Linked DNA regions of Homo sapiens: region 1 is linked to region 2. Evidence: chromatin contacts called from ENCODE Hi-C or POLR2A ChIA-PET data. All regions are on one chromosome and are shown on one strand. The core of a region is the stretch at or near the end of the contact, and the rest is flanking DNA. Distances in the headings are between cores, read along the strand shown. Region 1 has its middle 47 kb from the start of LINC02304. Region 2 holds the start of VRK1 (VRK serine/threonine kinase 1).

Region 1 (3,743 bases), core at 1,117-3,616, 310 kb after region 2:
AGCTTCTTAATGGGATCCTGGACAGGGCGATGACTTGACTCTATAAACCCATCAGTTTTATTGTCCAAACGCCATTTGTACATTTTATGGGAGAGCCTCTTTAACTGGAGGGAAATACTAATTGTAACATTTTAAATATCCACTAGATAGGCATCATGTCTAATCTCCATCTTCCCCTCTCTCTCTCTCTCTCTCTCTCTGTCTGGTGTGTGCCCCCTTCTGTGCGTGCACGATCAAGAAATGTTGGTCCTCACTGATGGAAATAATTGATTGCAATACAAAAAGATGCGTGTCACAACCTCTTTTTATCCTCAACTGGGAGTGGGGGCATATTCGGTTTATATTCTTTAGTTGAAATACTTTTGTCTTCATCATCTGTTTCTACAGCTTGGAAGAGTTCCCAGAGGGCTCAATGTGACCCTGGTCAAAGATCAGCTAAAGATGGGGTAAATTCCAGAGAGAGACAACCACAGCGTCTGCCCTGAGCCTTTGAGAATCCAAAGTGGGCAGTCTACTCTTACTTTAGTTTTGTCTCAGTTTTATTTTAGATCGAGGGTCAGCAAACTAGGGTCTGTGGGGGCACCCACCTGCTTTTGTCATTAGCATTTCCCTGGGACTCAGCCATGCCCATGGGTTTGCATCTTATCTAAGGCTGCCTCCCAGCCACAGTGGCAGAGTGGAGTAGTTGCAACAAAGACAGCGTCAACCGCAAGCCCCACATTTTTACCTCCTTGCCCATTTCGAAGACAAGTTGCAGACTCTTGGCCTAGATCTTGAAACTGAATTGGAAAGAACCTTGGAGGGGCCCTCCCTGACTCTGTGGGTGGATGCTGGAGTCCCTGCCTGTTGATTCTTCTGCAGCTGCTTGAGTGGCCTGCACCTGGCAGGAAAGCCCATTCCACGGCGGAGTGATTTTCAGTGTTTTCTTTCAGAGCTCTGTTTACCCTTCCTGGGTAAACAGATGTCTTACAGTTGAACTTCATAGCTTCTCGCCACGTAGCCATGCACCCTTTCCTTTTCTTCATACTTCACTCAACACCAAGAAATACCACCTCTCCCTTCGGGAACATCCGCTTTTAAATAAACCCACGTGCCTCCTCTGAGTATCCCTGCACAGATGAAGTGCCGGTGGGTAGGACCCCAGCCTGTCCTCGGCTTGAGACGCCCGCAGGGGAGGTGGAAAGGGCGTGGCTGTAGTCAGAAGACTGAAGTTTAAGGGTCAATTGGTCACTCAGTAATTATTTACTGAGCACCTACCTGCTTCCAGTGACTCTTTTAGCCACTAGGGACACGAAGTTTTCAAAACAAATTTCTGTCCTTTGCTCCAAAGCCTCTGGGGGAGATAGATCACCAAGGCGGAGGTTGGGGGTGGGTGGGGGGAGGGTGGAATTTAAAATAAAACTGTAGTGTGGAGGGTGCATGCCGGTGAGACCTCTAACTCAATCCAGTGGGACTTGGGGAGGGCTTCCTGGAGGAGGTGCTTAAGATCCAAAGAAACGAAGGATGAGGGATGGAAGGAGAGTCAGTGGAGGGCATTTGGGCAGACTGCTAAAGGTCTGTAGTTCCATCCAACTCTTACCTTTCCACTGCTATTTCCCCACCCCTCTCTAAGTTTCAGATGTGTCTTTGGGCCTTGGGACTTCTTCAAATGTCAATGTGCGTGAATCACCCGGAAGCTTGTTAAAATCCCAGCTCTGATTCAGCAGCTCTGGGTGGGACCTGAGATGACACATGTCTTACGAGCTCCAGATGGCATCCATGCTGCTGGTTAAGTGACCGCACTTCGCACGCAAACGTTCACTGCAGCACCGTTCTCAATGGCAAAGACATGGAATCAACCTAAATGCTCATCAGTGGCAGACTGGATAAAGAAAATGTGGTACATATACACCACGGAATACTATGCAGCCATAAAAAGAACAAGTTCATGTCTTTTGTGGGAACATGGATGAAGTTGGAGGTCATTATTCTTAGCAAACTAACACAGGAACAGAAAACCGAATACAGCATGTTCTCACTTACACGTGGGAGCTAAATGATGAGAACTCATGAACAGAAAGAAGGGAACAACAGACACTCGGGTATACTTGAGGGTGGAGTGAGGGAGGAGGGAGAGGAGCAGAAAAAAATAACTATTGGGTACCAGGCTTAATACTTGGATGATGAAATAATCTGTACAACAAGCCCTGTGACATGAGTTTACCTATATAACAAACCTTCACATGTACCTCCAAACCTAAAATGAAAGTTAAAAAAGAAGAAAGACCTTGGAGGATTTTATCGACTTAGCAAACATTTTTTTAAGAATCTATCCTGTGTGAGTCACTGTACCAGGATCAGCTAGAACAGGGAGATGGGAGTCAGGAATATCTGTACCTTGTAGTCATCTCACTCCGTCGGGGAGAACAGACATTGAGGCAAGGACCACACAGATGATCAATCACATTTCTGATGAGCTCCATGAGGAGAAGGAAGGGTGCCATGGGGGCGTAAATTCAGGGCTTCTGACTAGTTGGGGTCAGGAGGTTGGAGTTAGGCAAGGCTTCCCTGTAGGAAGTGAAGAGATATTTAAGGCTAAATCTTGGTTATCAAAATCCCCCTCTCCCATCCTGGGACCTCACAAATAATTTGCTTTCTGTACGGAATGCAAGTGAACTTCATTCCATAAATGCTTGGGAGGATCCAGGAGAGCTCAGTCTTCACACTGACAATGAACTCTCAGGCCCTGAGACTTACCTCAGGCACCTCCTCCAGGAAGCCTAAAAAGATTGACCCTACCTGACAGTGTTCAAACGAATCCTCTCATAAGTCTATTCTTGAAGGCCCATGTTTCCTGCAGGTTTTGTCAGGGGCCTGGTTTCCATGTCTCTCCCTCAGGAGCTGGAGCACTGGCCCACACAAGTCAGGCTTGCAATAATTTCTGACTGAGTGACTTTGAAAGTATCTGAAATGGGGACTTCAAAAATAAAAGGCAGTTAAGAAGCATGTTGCCTTTTTGATATCTGTCCTAGTGTTGCCAGATAAAGAGAATCCCATTCCCTTCTGTCTGGCTTTCAGTTTCTAAGGCTCAGGCTGAGCAGGCCTTCCACCTGTGTGATGTGAAGACACCTATGACTGCCTTTGTTGAGTACCTGCTATGCACAGGCTCGGGGCCAGCTGCTTTGCCTGCCTCATCTTTTCTGTACAACTGTCCTATAAGCAGTAGTTAGTGTGGCATTATACAGGCAGGCCGAGACGTTCATAAAATAAAGGTCTCGCTGTTTTGAGAAATACTGGGCAAGAAGGGAATTAGCCTGGAGCTGGGTTAGAGAGAGCAGTTGAAAGCTTTGAGTGAGAAAAGCATGATCAAGGGTCTTTGGAGAGAGGCAGGTGCGGGGCTGTTCTCTGGGTGGCCTTGGACTGAGCCACTTCTCCATTTCTTGCTTGTAGTTGTCAAGAATAACTGTGGAGGCCAGGCACAGTGGCTAACACCTGTAATCTCAAACTTTGGAAGTTTGAGACCAGCCTGGCCAACATGGTGAAAACCCATCTCTACTAAAAATACAAAAATCAGCTGGTGTGGTGGCGGGCGCCTGTAGTCCCAGCTACTCGGGAGGTTGAGGCAGGAGAATTGCTTGAACCTGAGAGACAGAGGTTGCTGAGAGACGAAATCGTGCCACTGCACTCCAGCCTGGGTGACACAGTGAGACTCTGTCTCAAATAAAAAAAAAAAAAAAGAATAACTGTGGAACGAGCTAGGCATG
Region 2 (3,716 bases), core at 953-3,452:
CAATTGTCAACCCAGTGTGGAAACAGGGATGTTTCTTCACGTGTCTATTGTGAGGTTAGGGGAACATGGTCACACTATGACAGATAAGTCCTGTTCCAAGTTTTCTTAACATATGTGTGTATTTGTGTGGGTGTGGGTGTGGGTGTGTGTGTCTTTCTCTCAGTGGATTCTGGCCACAGAGTCTTGCTGGGGGATTCCACACCCATGAGATGTGTGAATCTTGAGACTTTTTTGCTGACAGATTTTATCGAGTGCTCACCTTGCCCATGCTCTGTTAGGGTCTCAACAGGAAGCAGATGACATAATTCCAAATAGGGTAATTTGAGGAAGGTTATTTGCAATGAGACTATTTACAACGGTGTTGGGGGTAGGAACCACGAGGGAGGATGCAGTAACTTGTGGGTCAGCAGCAGCCGTGATGTCATCACTTCCAGACCTGAGGCACAAAGGGAAGGGCTACTACCGCAAACTGGAGGGAGGGCCAGGGAGCAGTGACCTTCAGCTGAGGGACCTGCCAACTGGAGGTGACCTTGCCAGTCAGGATCCAGGGGCTTAACCTACTCTAACCAACCTTTCTTTTTCCTCCAATCTTCTGTGGGGTTCTCCACTGGGCACGCCCCAAAGCCAGGGGGCACAGGGAGCGCGAAGTAATTTGTAGAGGTCAGCCTCCTGGGGCAGAGGGCAGGCAGGAGAAGTATTTGGAGCAGATGAGGGTATCTGGAGGGGAAAATGTAAGACATCAGGCACAATATTGCCCTGTCTAATGGACAGAGTGATTCCAGGTTTTGTAGGGACTGAAGCTCACATAATTTTGGGGGATCTACTTTAAGAAAAATCAGCTGGGTGTGGTGGCTCATGCCTGTAATTCTAGCACTTTGGGAGGCTGAGGCGGGGTGGATTGTTTGAGCTCAGGAGTTCAAGACCAGCCTGGGCAACATGGTCAAACCCTGTCTCTACAAAAAATACAAAAATTAGCCAGAAGTGGTGGCCTGTGCGTGTAATCCCAGCTACTCGGAGGGTTGAGGTGGGAGGATTGCTTGAGCCCAGGAGGTCGTGGCTGCAGTGAACCGAGATCGCGCCAATGCATTGCAGCCTGGGTGACAAAGTGAGACTATATCTTTAAAAAAAAGAAAAAGAAAAGTAAAATCGACAAATAAACCCCCAAAGCTATGTAAACTCATTGAGGGACCTGCGCAAGTGAGGTCCTGAAGCTTACGCTTCATTGGCTTCATTGTTAATCTCCCTCTGCCTGTGACTTCAGTGATTTTGACCTAGAACAATGACCCAGTGCCCAATAAGCTCTCAGCCTCATGGGTGATGGAGACTTAGCTGATTATAATAAACACAATGCGGCCGGGCGCGGTGGCTCACGCCTGTAATCCCAGCACTTGGCGAGGCCAAGGCGGGCGGATCACAAGGTCAGGAGATCGAGACCATCCTGGCTAACACGGTGAAACCCCGTCTCTACTAAAAACAGAAAAAAATTAGCTGGGCGTGATGGCGAGCGCCTGTAGTCCCAGCTACTCGGGAGGCTGAGGCAGGAGAATGGCGTGAACCCGGGAGACGGAGCTTGCAGTGAGCCGAGACTGTGCCACTGTACTCCAGCCTGGGCGACAGAGTGAGACTCCGTCTCAAAAAAATAAATAAATAAAAATAAATAATAAACACAATGCAAACTGTGGCATACGTTGATTACAGATGAAACACTATAGATGATTAGGTAGACATTGAGATATGCTTTGAAATAGGCTTCGAAAAACAGGTAGGATTTAGACACATATCAATGAGTGGGCAGAATAATACTAACACTATCTGCTATTTATTGAGCACCAACTAAGTTTAAAGTACTGCCTATAGATTATTTCATTTAATCCTAACAGAAACAGGAAACTTATTTTACACCCAACTCTCTGCCAATACACTTAATAAATCAAGCTACTACGAACAAGGCTGTAAACCACATTTCCTAGAAGACCAGGGAGCAGAAGGACGGGGATCTCCCTTTGCCGCTAAGAGACTCCAACTCCCAGGATGCCTTGGGAGCGCTGGACCACAGCTCCCGGCATTCCCGGGGAGGCGCGGGGCTAGCGTAGCCTCCGCCCCGCGCCTCGCGTTACCACTCGTCCCGCCCCTCCTCGTCGCCTCCGAGCCAATGGGAAGGCTCCATACTGCAGGGTGCGAAGGGGCCGGCGCCGCTGCCGAGTTACGAGTCGGCGAAAGCGGCGGGAAGTTCGTACTGGGCAGAACGCGACGGGTCTGCGGCTTAGGGTAGGGAGGCCGCAGGCGACACGGCTCGAGGACTCGCGCGCCGAGCCGGGGGCGCGGAGGCGGGCGGCCGGGGCTGGGGCCGGCACTGGGCCTTCCGGGCGGCCTGTGGGTCCACCGGGGTGCGGGAGTCGCCGTCAGCCTCGGTCGCCCCGCGGGACCGCGCTCCGCCGCGTGGCTTCCGCCTGCGCGGGCGTCCGCTCCTTCCTTGTCTCGTTCAGGCCCCGCAGGCGCCCCCGGGGATGCCTGGACTGGCCAGGCCGGCCCCCATCTGAGCTCCACGTTCTGGACGCGCGTGGTGTCGCGGCCGAGCTCGCAAACGCCGCCTCGGGCCTCACCGGGAAGCCGGTTCTGTCAGGCGGGGCTCCGGGTGAACAGCGCAGGCGAGGCCCCTGCCCCGCAGAGCTCACTCTGTAGAAGGGAAACAACACACGCAGCTGCGATGTTTTGCGGATACGGAAATGCTTTCTTAGAAACGGGACAGGCAGTTGCGGGCTAGAGGAATGGGGGCGAGGCTCTTTAGGTTAGGTGATCCGGGAGGGCATCTCAGAGGATGTGACCTTTGACTTGAGACCTGAGAGGGGAGGCCGACCCCTGAGGATAGCAGCCAGGCCTGGGGACCGCGAGGCCGCCCGTTATTTCCCTGTCACATCGCGGGGAGGCCCCGTGATCCTGTACTTGAGGGTCTGTCTGGTGCAAGGCAGTTAGAGCCGCTTGTGTGTTTTGCAAGGGACTTTCATAACCGTTTGACAGTTCCTCCTCATTCTGTCCTTACCTGGCAGGGTGGCATCCTTTACTGTTGCAGCTCCATTCAGGGGCAACGCATAGTTTTTCCTACCACCGAAATAGTATTGTGGTTCTCGTCTCAAAACTCTTAGGTGGTAGAATTAAATTCGACAGACAGCAGCAGAGTCAGACACTATAGGTTCCTGTTGAGGCCACCCATTTTTCTGATGTCCTTTCTTTCAAGTCACTCATTTTTGTTTTCCTTTGTATAGACTCTTCCCTTCCCTTTCCTGTGTCCCTTTCTTGGAACAACTTGGAAATACAATTTGCTATTGGGAGGATGTTGGTTTTAGGGAACTGTTGAAGAACTTCATTAATTATTGTGTGTGTGTTTTTCTTTTCTTCTTCTTTTTTTTTAAACTGGAATTGCCCATCTGTTGAGACTGAAATTCAAGAGTAAAAAAAAGTAGGGCAGCATTTATTTTCAAGAGTTGACAATAAAGGCACCTTTCTTTATGACATGCTGAGCATGATACTTTGGGGGAGAATTTAATCTAGAATTTTGAAGCATTTTCAGAAGGAAGCAAGGGTTCTTTATATAGTCATTTTATGTAGGTTACGTTTATGTTCTTCAAAATGGCATGTAGTGATTGGAATTAAATTTCTGGGTAGATAAGATTATGTTCATCTGTTACCTATAGAAGGGAATGTAACTTAAGTAGTCA

What was found. A loop is a pair of places that touch in the nucleus more often than their neighbours do. ChIA-PET counts read pairs that join two places held with the same protein, here RNA polymerase II (POLR2A). Pooled maps may share reads with other maps.
Region 1: a map of PC-3 shows a loop between it and region 2 (6-fold over the local background). The contact joins the enhancer-like site here to the promoter of VRK1 in region 2. A Hi-C loop is called at or near these places in 2 of 168 maps with a recorded cell type or tissue (HCT116 and PC-3), 1 of 37 single-sample maps with no recorded cell type and 2 of 50 pooled maps. POLR2A ChIA-PET finds 5 or more read pairs at or near these places in 2 of 52 experiments (GM12878 and activated naive CD4-positive, alpha-beta T cell).

The regions. Positions count from the first base shown.
Region 1 is chr14:97,105,590-97,109,332 of GRCh38, forward strand. No RefSeq gene overlaps it. Among named protein-coding and RNA genes, the nearest start is that of LINC02304, 47 kb to the right of the region's middle. RefSeq lists an enhancer at 1,133-2,332. Within about 2 kb of position 2,367, at least 3 of the 41 ENCODE cell types and tissues checked have a DNase peak (open chromatin) inside an H3K27ac peak, as active enhancers do; they include HCT116 and PC-3, where a contact is called at or near this core.
Region 2 is chr14:96,795,180-96,798,895 of GRCh38, forward strand. It overlaps VRK1 (VRK serine/threonine kinase 1), which reads left to right and starts at 2,203. Exons shown (of 13, transcript NM_003384.3): 1 at 2,203-2,268. RefSeq lists silencers at 2,085-2,284, 2,295-2,584 and an enhancer at 2,529-3,060.